2 separate regions of the Homo sapiens genome follow, and region 1 is linked to region 2. Evidence: read pairs that join two places in POLR2A ChIA-PET (ENCODE). Cell type or tissue: OCI-LY7. All regions are shown on one strand. Each heading gives the region's core, and the rest is flanking DNA. Links, peaks and the distances in the headings are about the cores only.

Region 1 (5,383 bases), core at 317-5,316, 250 kb before region 2:
AAACCAAAGAGCTTCTGCACAGCAAAAGAAACTACCACCAGAGTGAACAGGCAACCTGCAGAATGGGAGAAAATTTTTGCAATCTACCCATCTGACAAAGGGCTAATATTCAGAATCTACAAAGAACTTAAACAAATTTACAAGAAAAAATCAAACAACCCCATCAAAAAGTGGGCAAAGGATATGAACAGACACTTCTCAAAAGAAGACATTTATGCAGCCAACAGACACATGAAAAAATGCTCGTCATCACTGGACGCCAGAGAAATGCAAATCAAAACCACAATGAGACACCATCTCACACCAGTTAGAATGGCGATCATTAAAAAGTCAGGAAACAACAGGTGCTGGAGAGGATGTGGAGAAATAGGAACATTTTTACACTGTTGGTGGGACTGTAAACTAGTTCAACCATTGTGGAAGTCAGTGTGGTGATTCCTCAAGGATCTAGAAGTAGAAATACAATTTGACCCAGCCATCCCATTACTGGGTATATACCCAAAGGATTATAAATCATGCTGCTATAAAGACACATGCACACGTATGTTTATTGCGACACTATTCACAATAGCAAAGACTTGGAACCAACACAAATGTCCATCAATGATAGACTGGATTAAGAAAATGTGGCATATATACACCATGGAATACTATGCAGCCATAAAAAATGATGAGTTCACATCCTTTGTAGGGACATAGATGAAGCTGGAAACCACCATTCTGAGCAAACTATTGCAAGGACAGAAAACGAAACACCACATATTCTCACTCATAGGTGGCAATTGAACAATGAGAACACTTGGACACAGGGTGGGGAACATCACATACCGGGGCCTGTCGTAGGGTTGGGGGAGCGGGGAGGGATAGCATTAGGAGATATACCTAATGTAAATGACGAGTTAATGGGTTTAGCACACCAACATGACACATATATACATATGTAACAAACCTGCATGTTGTGCACATGTACCCTAGAACTTAAAGTATACTTAAAAAAAAAGAAAAAAAAGAAGAAAGTTCTAGGTGAAATAGGGCATTCTGTCATTAAAAAGCATTGCCCAGTGAGCTAGATGTCTTTTGTATGACTCTGGTTCAAGTTAACAATCCTGAGTTCAACGGTTTCCTGAGATGTTTTTAGATTTCAATCTGAGGAAAAATAAGTACCAGATATTTCCTGCCAAGCGTTCTAAATGACTCTATTTCTCAAACTAGTATTCAGAGAAACTGGGTTCAACATGTATTTATCCAGTATCAACTATGTGCAAAGCTCTGTGATAGATGGATTACAAGCATCTTTCATTTTTCTTGGTTTATAAGCCACAACATTGTCATGGTCACACCATCAACAGGTTAAAAAAACAAGGAACTTTTTTAAGGTCATCTATTTATCCTTGACTTAGATAAGGAATATCTTCTGCCTTCTTGTTTGTAGGTGACAATTGGATTCTCAGTCTTTTCCTTTTGTCTTACCATGAAATAGAAAACTGGCATTGCTCAAATTACCAGATGATTTCTTTTTATTTTTCAATGGCAACTTCATTTAGTTTACTTTCAAAAATATTTACTGAACATACGGTGAAGTCTGTGCCACATCCAAGTGCAAAATGATAGAGAAACAACCCCAGGACATTCTCAAGGAGCTCATAGCCTGGTGAGAGAAAGATACAGATACATCTTTATTCTCATGCCTTTCTTCAAAAGGATTTACAGAGGGGAACAAAAAGAGGTACAATATTAGAATAGAAACAAGTCCATTAGAAACAAGTGAGAAAGGCAAAGGGAAAGCAATGATGGGATCATAGACTAGAGGCAGGGTAATACACAAAATAAACGCAATGAAGACCTGCATGTATTTGCTAAGGATCCACCAAGAATTTGGATCTAAGCTTTTTGGTAATCTCTGTCAAGGGAGAGACAATCCACAAGTTCTGTTACCAAAACACCGGGGTTTCAGTCTAGGTCTTGCTGCTCGTGACACAGAAACTGAATCACTGAGACAATGAGTACTGCCAGGGAAGAAGGCTTTAATTAGGTGCTATGGTCAAGAAGATGGGAGATCAGTCTCAAATCCATCTCTCTGACTGACTAAAATTAGGGGTTTATACAGCAGGAAAGAATTTTAACCATGTGTGGGAAAACAGGAATTAGGGAGGGATGAGAAAAAGGAGCTGTTCACAGGAAGCAAGTGGTCAGTTAGGCCAATGATGATGGGTGAAGGGTCCTGTGTCTCATTGTCCAGACGTGGTGATCTGGTAAGTTTCAGTTCCTTGATACTATCTGGCAGTCCTCATGGTTGGTTTCCCGAGAAAGGAACTCAGATAAGACAAATGTTAACTTTCTCAAGTTTTAAGGGAGATTAATTTTTATGTTTATTCAAAGAAACCATAAACATCTGTTCCATGGGACAACTGGGGTGGTTTCAGTTCCACCAGATAAAAACAGACCAAATGCTCAGGAAAAGCATACCTATTCCTAACGTAAGGCCAAACAAACAAACAAAACCCTCAAGGATCATCCAAAGGCAAATACTCTCTCTCTTTTTTTTTTTTTTTTTTTTGAGACAGAGTCTTACTCTGTTGCCCAGGCTGGAGTGCAGTGGCACATTCTGGGCTCACTGCAACCTCTGCTTCCTGGGTTCAAGTGATTCTCCTGTCTCAACCTCCCGAGTAGCTGGGATTACAGGCATGCCACCACGCCCAGCTAATTTTTGTGTTTTTAGTAGTGACGGGGTTTCACCAAGTTGGCCAGGAAGGTCTTGATCTCTTGACCTCGTGATCTGCCCACCTCGGCCTCCCAAAATGCTGGGATTACAGGCGTAAGCCATGGCATCTGGCCCAAATGCAAATACTATGTGATATACTGAAGGACATTTTCAACACTATCCTTATGGTAAATGTTGTGGGGCTATTTTTTTTCTTTTGACCTCTTTTTTTGGTGTAAATGTAAGGGATAGAAATGCAATTGTATTATATGAATATATTGAGTAATGGTGAAGTCTGGGTTTTTATTGTTTATTATTCCATCACCTAAATAATGTACATTTTACCCATTAAGTAATTTCTCATCACCTATGCCTTTCCCACCTTCCCACCCTTCTGAGTTTCCAATGTCTATCATTCCACACTCTGCCCATGTGGACACATTATTTAGTTCTCACTTATAAGTGATGATATGCAGTATTTGGTTTTCTGTTTCTGAGTTATTTAAGATAATGTCCTCTAGTTCCAGGCGTGTGGCTGCAAAAGACCTGTTTCATTCTTTGTTATGGCTGAGTAGATTATACATATATAATTTTTTCTTTATCTATTCATCCATTGATGGACTTTGGGTTGATTCCATATCTTTGCTATTGTAAACAGTGTTGTGATAAACAAATGAGTGTGGTATCTTTATGATATGATGATTTCCTTTTCATTGGGTAGACACCCAGTGGGATTGCTGGATCTAATGGTAATTCTATTTTTAGTTCCTTGAGAAATCTTCATACTATTTTCTATAGAGGTTGTACTAATTTACATTCCCACCAACAGTGTATAAGTATTCCTTTTTCTCCACATCCTTGCCAACATCTGTTTTTTTTTTTTTTTTACTTTTTTTTAAAGAGAGAGTCTCACTTTATCTCCCAGACTGGAGTGCAATGGTACTGGGTCAGCTCACTGCCACCTCTGCCTCCTGGGTTCAAGCAATGCTCATGCTTCAGCCTCCTGAGTAGCTGGGATTACAGACATGTGCCAACACACCCAACTAATTTTTTGTATTTTTGGTAGAGATGGGGTTTCACCATGTTGGCTAGGCTGGTCTTGAACTCCTGGCACTAAGTGATCCATCTGCCTTGGCCTCCCAAAATGCTGGGATTACAGGCATGAGCCACCACACCCTGCCTTGACGTTTTAATAATAGCTATTCTGACTAATGTACGATAGATTCTCATTGTGGTTTTAATTTGCATTTCTCTGATGATTAGTATGTTGAGCATTTTTTCATATGTTTGTTGGCCATTTGTATGTGTTCCTTTGAAAAATGTCTATTCATGTCCTTTGCCCACTTTTTAATGAGGTTATTTGTTTTGCTGTTGTTGAGTTATTTGAGTTCCTTATATATTCTGGATATTTGCCCCCTGCTGGATACATTGTTTGCAAATATTTTCTCCTTTCTGGAGGCTGTTCGCTGTGTTGATTATTTCTTTTGCTGTGCAGAAGCTTTTGTTTAATTAAGCCCCATTTGCCTGCTTTGTTTTTGTTGCTTGTGCTCTTGTCTTACTCATGAATTCTTTGCCTAGAGCAATATCCAGAAGAGTTTTCACTAAGTTTTCCTCTAGTATTTTTATAGTTTCAGCTCTTACATTTTATTATATTATATCTCAGTATGGGCTGATGGCTTGAAAACCAAACCCCAGTTCAGCAAAAGCAAGTCTACAGAGTTTACTTAAGCAGACAATTTCATTTTGAAGTGGTAAGTACAATGACAAAGATATGCTTAAGGTGCTATGAGATAACAGAGGGGACACAGCTCTGGTTTTATTTTTCAGGGTTGGAGCAGAAATATCATTGAGAAGAGATTCTGGAAAATTCTATTCAATTTCTAAAGGAAATATACACATTTTGTTGCAAACACCTAATTTGCTGCAAATATTTATTATGGATGGAATATTGTGTTTAAAAGACTATCCCATCACAACAAACAAGCTTCATATGAAAAAATCAAAGCAGGTTTTAATTGAAAGATTCTCACTTTCTTTTTACTTTGTATATCTTGTCTTTTCCTTAATATTAAGTATAAGAAATAATAAATTAAGAAAGTAGAGTCTACCTGTCTGAGATGTGAGTGTCTAAAGAATCAATAAGGTTTTAGAGTTATATCAAGTGAAAGCAGATTTTCTCAGAAATCCAAGACCACAAAACAATAGGTGTTCTTTGGAGAATGGTTCTGGTTCCATGTTGAATTGCACTTTTAAAAAATGATTTGGTCAAGAGTTATATCTCTACCTAATAATAGAAAGAGAAGAGTAAAACAGAAAAGGGAATTTTAAACATAAAATAACCTGCACATCTGGTGTCAAAGAAAAAGTCTTAGGTTTCTAAAACATTCAATAAAAAAGAGTAACAAGATTTGCCTTGAAGCAAAAGAAAAATAGAGGGAAGGTAATATGCTTCTATGATTGGTTTTATGAAGGTAGTGTTTTTCTTCAGGATTCAGCCAGGTATGAAAGAAAAGTAGCACGTTCCAACCTTTTCATAGCGTGACTAGCTTCCTCATCAACAGATACAGAGGAGCCTCTGTGCTCAGTCCAGGTTTGTGGCAGACGGGACCTCCACAGCAATGTGATTGGCACTAACACCAGATAACTAAGGATAATATTAGGTTCCCACAGATAAAAATGCAC
Region 2 (5,383 bases), core at 307-5,306:
CTCACACACATTCCTGGGTAACAGACTTCTTTTTTTTTTTTTCTTTTTCTTGAGATGGAGTCTCACTCTCGCCCAGGCTGGAGTGCAATGGCACAATCTCGGCTCACTGCAACCTCCGCCTCCCAGGTTCAAGCGATTCTCCTGCCTCAGCCTCCTGAGTAGCAGGCTTACAGGGCCCACTACCACGCCCCACTAATTTTTGTATTTTTAGTAGAGATGGGGTTTCACCATGTTGGCCAGGCTGGTCTGGAACTCCTGACCTCAGGTAATCTGCCCGCCTTGGCCTCCCAAAGTGCTGGGATTACAGGCATGAGCCACCAAGTCTGGCCAGGTAACAGGTTTTTGCCTCAGCTCTGCTCTGTTCCTTCTCAGTTGAGGGCAAATAGGTTATTTTTATTTTTAAGATCCAGAAGGAAAAGCTCACAAAACTCACTCCTTTTTTCACCACCAAGTGAAAATGTGTCATAAACAGTTCACATAACCTTTCTAGACCTGCACATTTAAATAAGGCTTATTCTTTCTTCACTTTACCTTGTTAACTATTCTTGCTGTGGCCTCTCTCAAACTTAGCACATTTTTTTAAAGCCCTCCACCCCCACCCCTGCTGCCTGCAGTACCCCAGGGTCTACCCTAGCAACACAGCAGTGGTCCTGTGTTTATGTTGAGGGATGATGATGGTCAATGGTCGTTATTGCTGCCTTCCTCATCAAAGACAAAACTACCAATGGCAACCCTTGGATGTCCAGGGATGAGGCTGGAAGAATAACTTCAATTTGTAACCAAGGCTCCTTTTACCTTACTCTACTGAGGCAAAAGCGAATTTTTATTTTGGAGATGCCACATTGCTCTGGCAGCCTGAGCCTCTGCAGAAGAACCCTGGTCTGCAAACCTGCAGCCAGCTAGCTCAGTCCCAGATGGCAGGAGGTCCCACCTGAGCCTGAGTGCTTCCTGTCTGCTCCAGGGAGTCTTCTAATGATTTCTTTTGTCCTCTGCACTTGTGGCTGTCTCATACCAGCCTGGCATGTATCCATACTTATGGCTTGGAGCCAGGGAGGAGATCTACTTGTTTTTGTTTTGTTTTGAGACAGGGTCTCACTCTTTCACCCATGCTGGAGTGCAGTGGTGCAATATTTGCTCACTGCAGCCTCGACCTCCCAAGCTCAATTGATCTCCCACCTCAACCTCCCAAGTAGCTGGGACTACAGGCATGTGCCACCATGCCTGGCTAATTTTGTTCATTTTTTTTTAGAGACAAGGTCTCACTATGTTGCCCAGGCTGGTCTCAAATTCAAGTGTTCCTCCTGCCTTGGGATCCCAAAGTGATGGGATTACAGGTGTGAGCCACTGTGCCCAGCCAGTATCTTGCACTCCAGCGTGGATGATGGAGTGAGACTGTCTCAAAAAACAAAAACAAAACTCTCAGGTTGGGCCAAGATTAAGATAACCCAAACAGCACACAATTGTATTGTGGATCTCACAGATAAGGGAGCCATCTTTCTCTGGGAGATCACCTGACTGTACAGGCTCACATGAAAATTTATGCATTAAAATTCAGGTGTCATCATGGACCCCCCCAGACCACCTTGGCTATTTTAGAACCTGCTCGCTTACAGTTGGGCTTTGTTTCACATTCCGGCTCAGCAGCAACTTACTTTTTTAAATATAATTTTTTCTTTGTGGATAGGACATTGATTTGGCATAGTAATTTTGTTTGAACCTAAAATTGGCAAGTTCACTCATTTTATATTATATGTTTAATTGCCAGAATTTTTACAGCTTAATTTTAGATTCCGATGCTATCTTTTACTTAGTTTTTATGGATGAATTCAGAGGAAGTAACATGGCAGAAACTTTGCACATTTATAAGACAACTATCATTCTGGGTTGGTGGGTCTTTGCCTTGGCTCTGCGGGACATATAAGGAAGACCATTAAAAAAAAGCTCACAAAGAACATGTTAGGAATTTTTCTCTAGGATGGAGCATGGGCAGACACTATTTTCCAGAGACATTCTAGTCATTGTTGATGCTTCTGCCAGCAAACACTCAGCTGCCTGGATAAGGGGCCAGAAATAGTTGTGAAAATGACAGGTAGAGTTCAGGAACAACTATAATTCTGGCGGGCAGCCATCACCATGGTTGCATGGTATCAGTGTAAACATTATAGGCAGACAAAAACCAGGAGCAAATAATGATTGGGCAGCAGGATGATAGGTAGGTAGGTAGGTGGATGGATAGATGGATACATGGATGGACACACACACACACACACACACACACACACACACACACACACAGTCCTGGATTTGACAGATAATCCGTATTACACAAGCCTCTCTGGGAGGGTTTGTTTTTTTTGTTTTGTTTATTTTTTTGAGACAAAGTCTTGCTCTTGTCGCCCAGGCTGGAGTGCAGTGCTGCAATCTTGGCTCACTGCAACCTCTGCCTCCCAAGTTCAAGGGATTCTCCTGCCTCAGACTCCCGAGTAGCTGGGATTACAGGCGCCCACCACCAGGCCCAGCTAATTTTTGTATTTTTAGTAGAGACGGGGTTTCACCTTGTTGGCCAGACTGGTCTCAAACTCCTGACCTCAGGTGATCCACCCACCTCGGCCTCCCAAAGTGCCGGGATTACAGGCGTGAGCCGCTGCTCCCGGCTGGAAGGGTCTTTAAAGCAATTATCTCAGAGAAGCTTTCATTTTCCCCTCCTTTGTCTCCTGAGGCTTCTGAATGAATATCCAGTTTTAAAAATAAACCCTAATGTAAGGAAAATCAGCTTTTCTATTTTTATCCTAATGCAACACTGACGTTTAGCTGTGGTTCTTCCTCCTAGAGGTCTCCGCATTTGTTCTGTGGGCTTTGTGCCCAAGCTCTTTAGTGTTAAATAGTAGAGAATCAAATGAGAATCTAATATGTATTTTTTTCTAATTCGATTTTTTTTAATCAAATTTCCAGGCATTAAGGAGTTTTGCATTTTTCCAGTTTTATTACAGGCAGACAATGTAGCAATAGAGGGCCTGATTTCCAGCAATGAGGAACTTTCAGCCCAAATTTCATGCATTATTTTATGAACATAATGAGCTGTTCGGATCAATAGCCAGTTGAAAAGACTTCATTCATTTTGAATTTTATTTGGCAGAGGAACTAGAGGAGAAAGTGCCTCAGAGGAACTGCTCCAAGTGATCATTCCCTTAGGTTTCAATGAGCCCAGAAATGGTTCTCACCAAGAGTTAGGTCTTTCACATGTGAGAGTGGCACTTCAGAGGAGGAAGCACCTTAGTTTGGTCCTTATTGCTTTCTTGCTCCAAAGAGGGGGTTTTCTGGGATCTGTATGCCTGGGTTTCGAGGTAATAGCTTCACCCTTAGGAATAAAGGTGGGTGAAAGAATCCAATAAGGATTCCAGGGAGTCAGGAATCAGCAGATGTTGAAAGGACTTTGGAAGAATTTGGAACCTGTGTAATGTGGTTATATGTTGATCATTCCCTTTAGTGAACCAAGGGAAAATGAGTGGTATTAGAGGCCTGGGTGCTGTTTTTCAGGTTTTCATAGGCTAAAGGATGGATGGAGACTATGTCCACCCTTTTGGGAGAATAATCTCCAAGAATTTCAAAGAGATGGTGGCTGGCATAATGAAATGAAAGCAGCAGCCTCTGAGAAGCAGAAAGAGGAGTCTGGACTAAATGCCCATCTGGCGTTCCCACCCTGGGGTTCCCATCCCAGCCCGTGCGTTCTGTTAACAGGTGCTAATCATGCTGCACCACCTATTTGTGTATCAGCCTCATCCTCCACAAAGGCAGGAACTGTCTTACTTTGCTGTCTAGTCCCAGGATTTAGCAGAAGGTCTAGCATGTGGTTAGCTGGTTAGCTCCTGCAAATATTTAGAGAATGGAACTAAAAAGATGAGGAATTGCCCTCTGCCTGAGAAGTTTCCTGAAAATACCGATTTGGGGGCAGGGCAGCCAGCAAGCAGGGCTTCAACCTGTAAAGGGCTTAGATATCCCTGGAAAGGCATTTAGACTCCTCTTGGGATGGCCAGGCGTGGTGGCTCAGGCCTGTAATCCCAGCACATTGGGAGGCTGAGACAGGAGGATGGCTTCAGCCCAGGAGTTCAAGGCTATGGTGAGCTATAATTGTGCCACTGTACCCCAGCATGGGGTGACAGAGCGAGGCCCCATCTCAAAAAAAAAAATTAAAAAATAAAATAAAGACTCCTGTCTCAGGGAGTTGCTTGTGTTTGGGAAGAATAAGCCACTTGGGCACTTTGTCGGGGAGGGGAGGATTAAAGTAAGGGTTGTGCTATGGTAACAGCAGAAGGGTAGGGTTTTTTGTTGTTGTTGTTTTGTTTTTTTTTGTTTGTTTGTTTTTGAGATAGGGTCTCACTCTATGGCCCAGGCTGGAGTGCAATGGCGCGATCTTGGCTCACTACAACCTCTACCTCCCTGGTTCAGCGATTCTCCTGCCTCAGCCTCCCAAGTAGCTGGAACTACAGGTGTGCCCCACCATGCCTGGCTAATTTTAGTATTTTTAGTAGAGACGGGGTCTCACCATGTTGGCCAGGCTGGTCTCAAATTCCTGGCCTCAAGTGATCCACCCACCTCTGCCTCCCAAAGGGCTGGGATTACAGACGTGAGCCACTGCGCCTGGCCAAGGATGGGTCTTAATGACGGCAGGCCGTGTGCTGCTGAGTTCATTTGGGGCAGCAGGCAGAGGGAATGCTGCCTCCAGCAGTTCTCTATGTCTGCTCCTGCCCTGCCCTGCACTGTCCTTTAAAGAAGCATTAACAAATACTTCCAGAATATCAGGTTAATAGGGCAACAAATGATTTGCCTGCTAGAGGTGCTCACAAGTCTCTTACTCCTAGCAGCCCTCCATGGTGAGATTATGTTAGGGACTGCCATCCTACGCCTTCAAACATCAAAGACAGGTGACTTTCCTATGGACATAAAATGGTTCTAAAACAGTATTTTCCCCTACATAGAAATCAGTTATGTGAACGACAATGTAATTCTCAGCATTTCTTGAATCCTGGTTATTTCATGTAAACAAGAATGCTTGGATTCCTAATATAGTACTGGCAAAATTATTCTTTTTGGCCTGATGAACTAGTTTTATTTATTTACGACAGAGTCTCACTCTGTCACCCAGGGTGGAGTAAAGTGGTGCGATCTTGGCTCACTGCAACCTCTGCTCACTGAACCTCCCCGGGTTCAAGCAAACCTTGGCTCACTGAACCCCCCTGGGTTCAAGTGATTCTCCTGCCTCAGCCTCCTGAGTAGCTGGGATTATAGGCATGCCACGATGCCCAGCTAATTTTTGTATTTTTAGTAGAGACGGGGTTTCACCATGTTGGCCAGGCTGGTCTCAAACTCCTGACCTCAAATGATC

What was found. ChIA-PET counts read pairs that join two places held together with the same protein. Peaks named below come from ENCODE experiments on the same cell type or tissue, not always from the same donor. Only the 100,000 strongest peaks of a DNase experiment are listed, where the experiment ranks them.
Region 1: POLR2A ChIA-PET joins it to region 2 with 6 read pairs; 2 of 35 experiments call an interaction of 5 or more read pairs at or near these places.

What each region holds. Positions count from the first base shown.
Region 1 is chr6:139,116,679-139,122,061 of GRCh38, reverse strand. No RefSeq gene overlaps it. Among named protein-coding and RNA genes, the nearest start is that of HECA, 16 kb to the left of the region's middle. In OCI-LY7, for the core only: a CTCF peak has its summit at 4,134 (motif pointing left); a DNase peak (open chromatin) is centred at 2,291; H3K4me3 peaks cover 362 bases; H3K27ac peaks cover 100 bases.
Region 2 is chr6:138,870,785-138,876,167 of GRCh38, reverse strand. All of the region lies in intron 13 of ECT2L (epithelial cell transforming 2 like), which reads right to left. Among named protein-coding and RNA genes, the nearest start is that of ECT2L, 77 kb to the right of the region's middle. In OCI-LY7, for the core only: no CTCF peak of the experiment used is centred there; no DNase peak of the experiment used is centred there.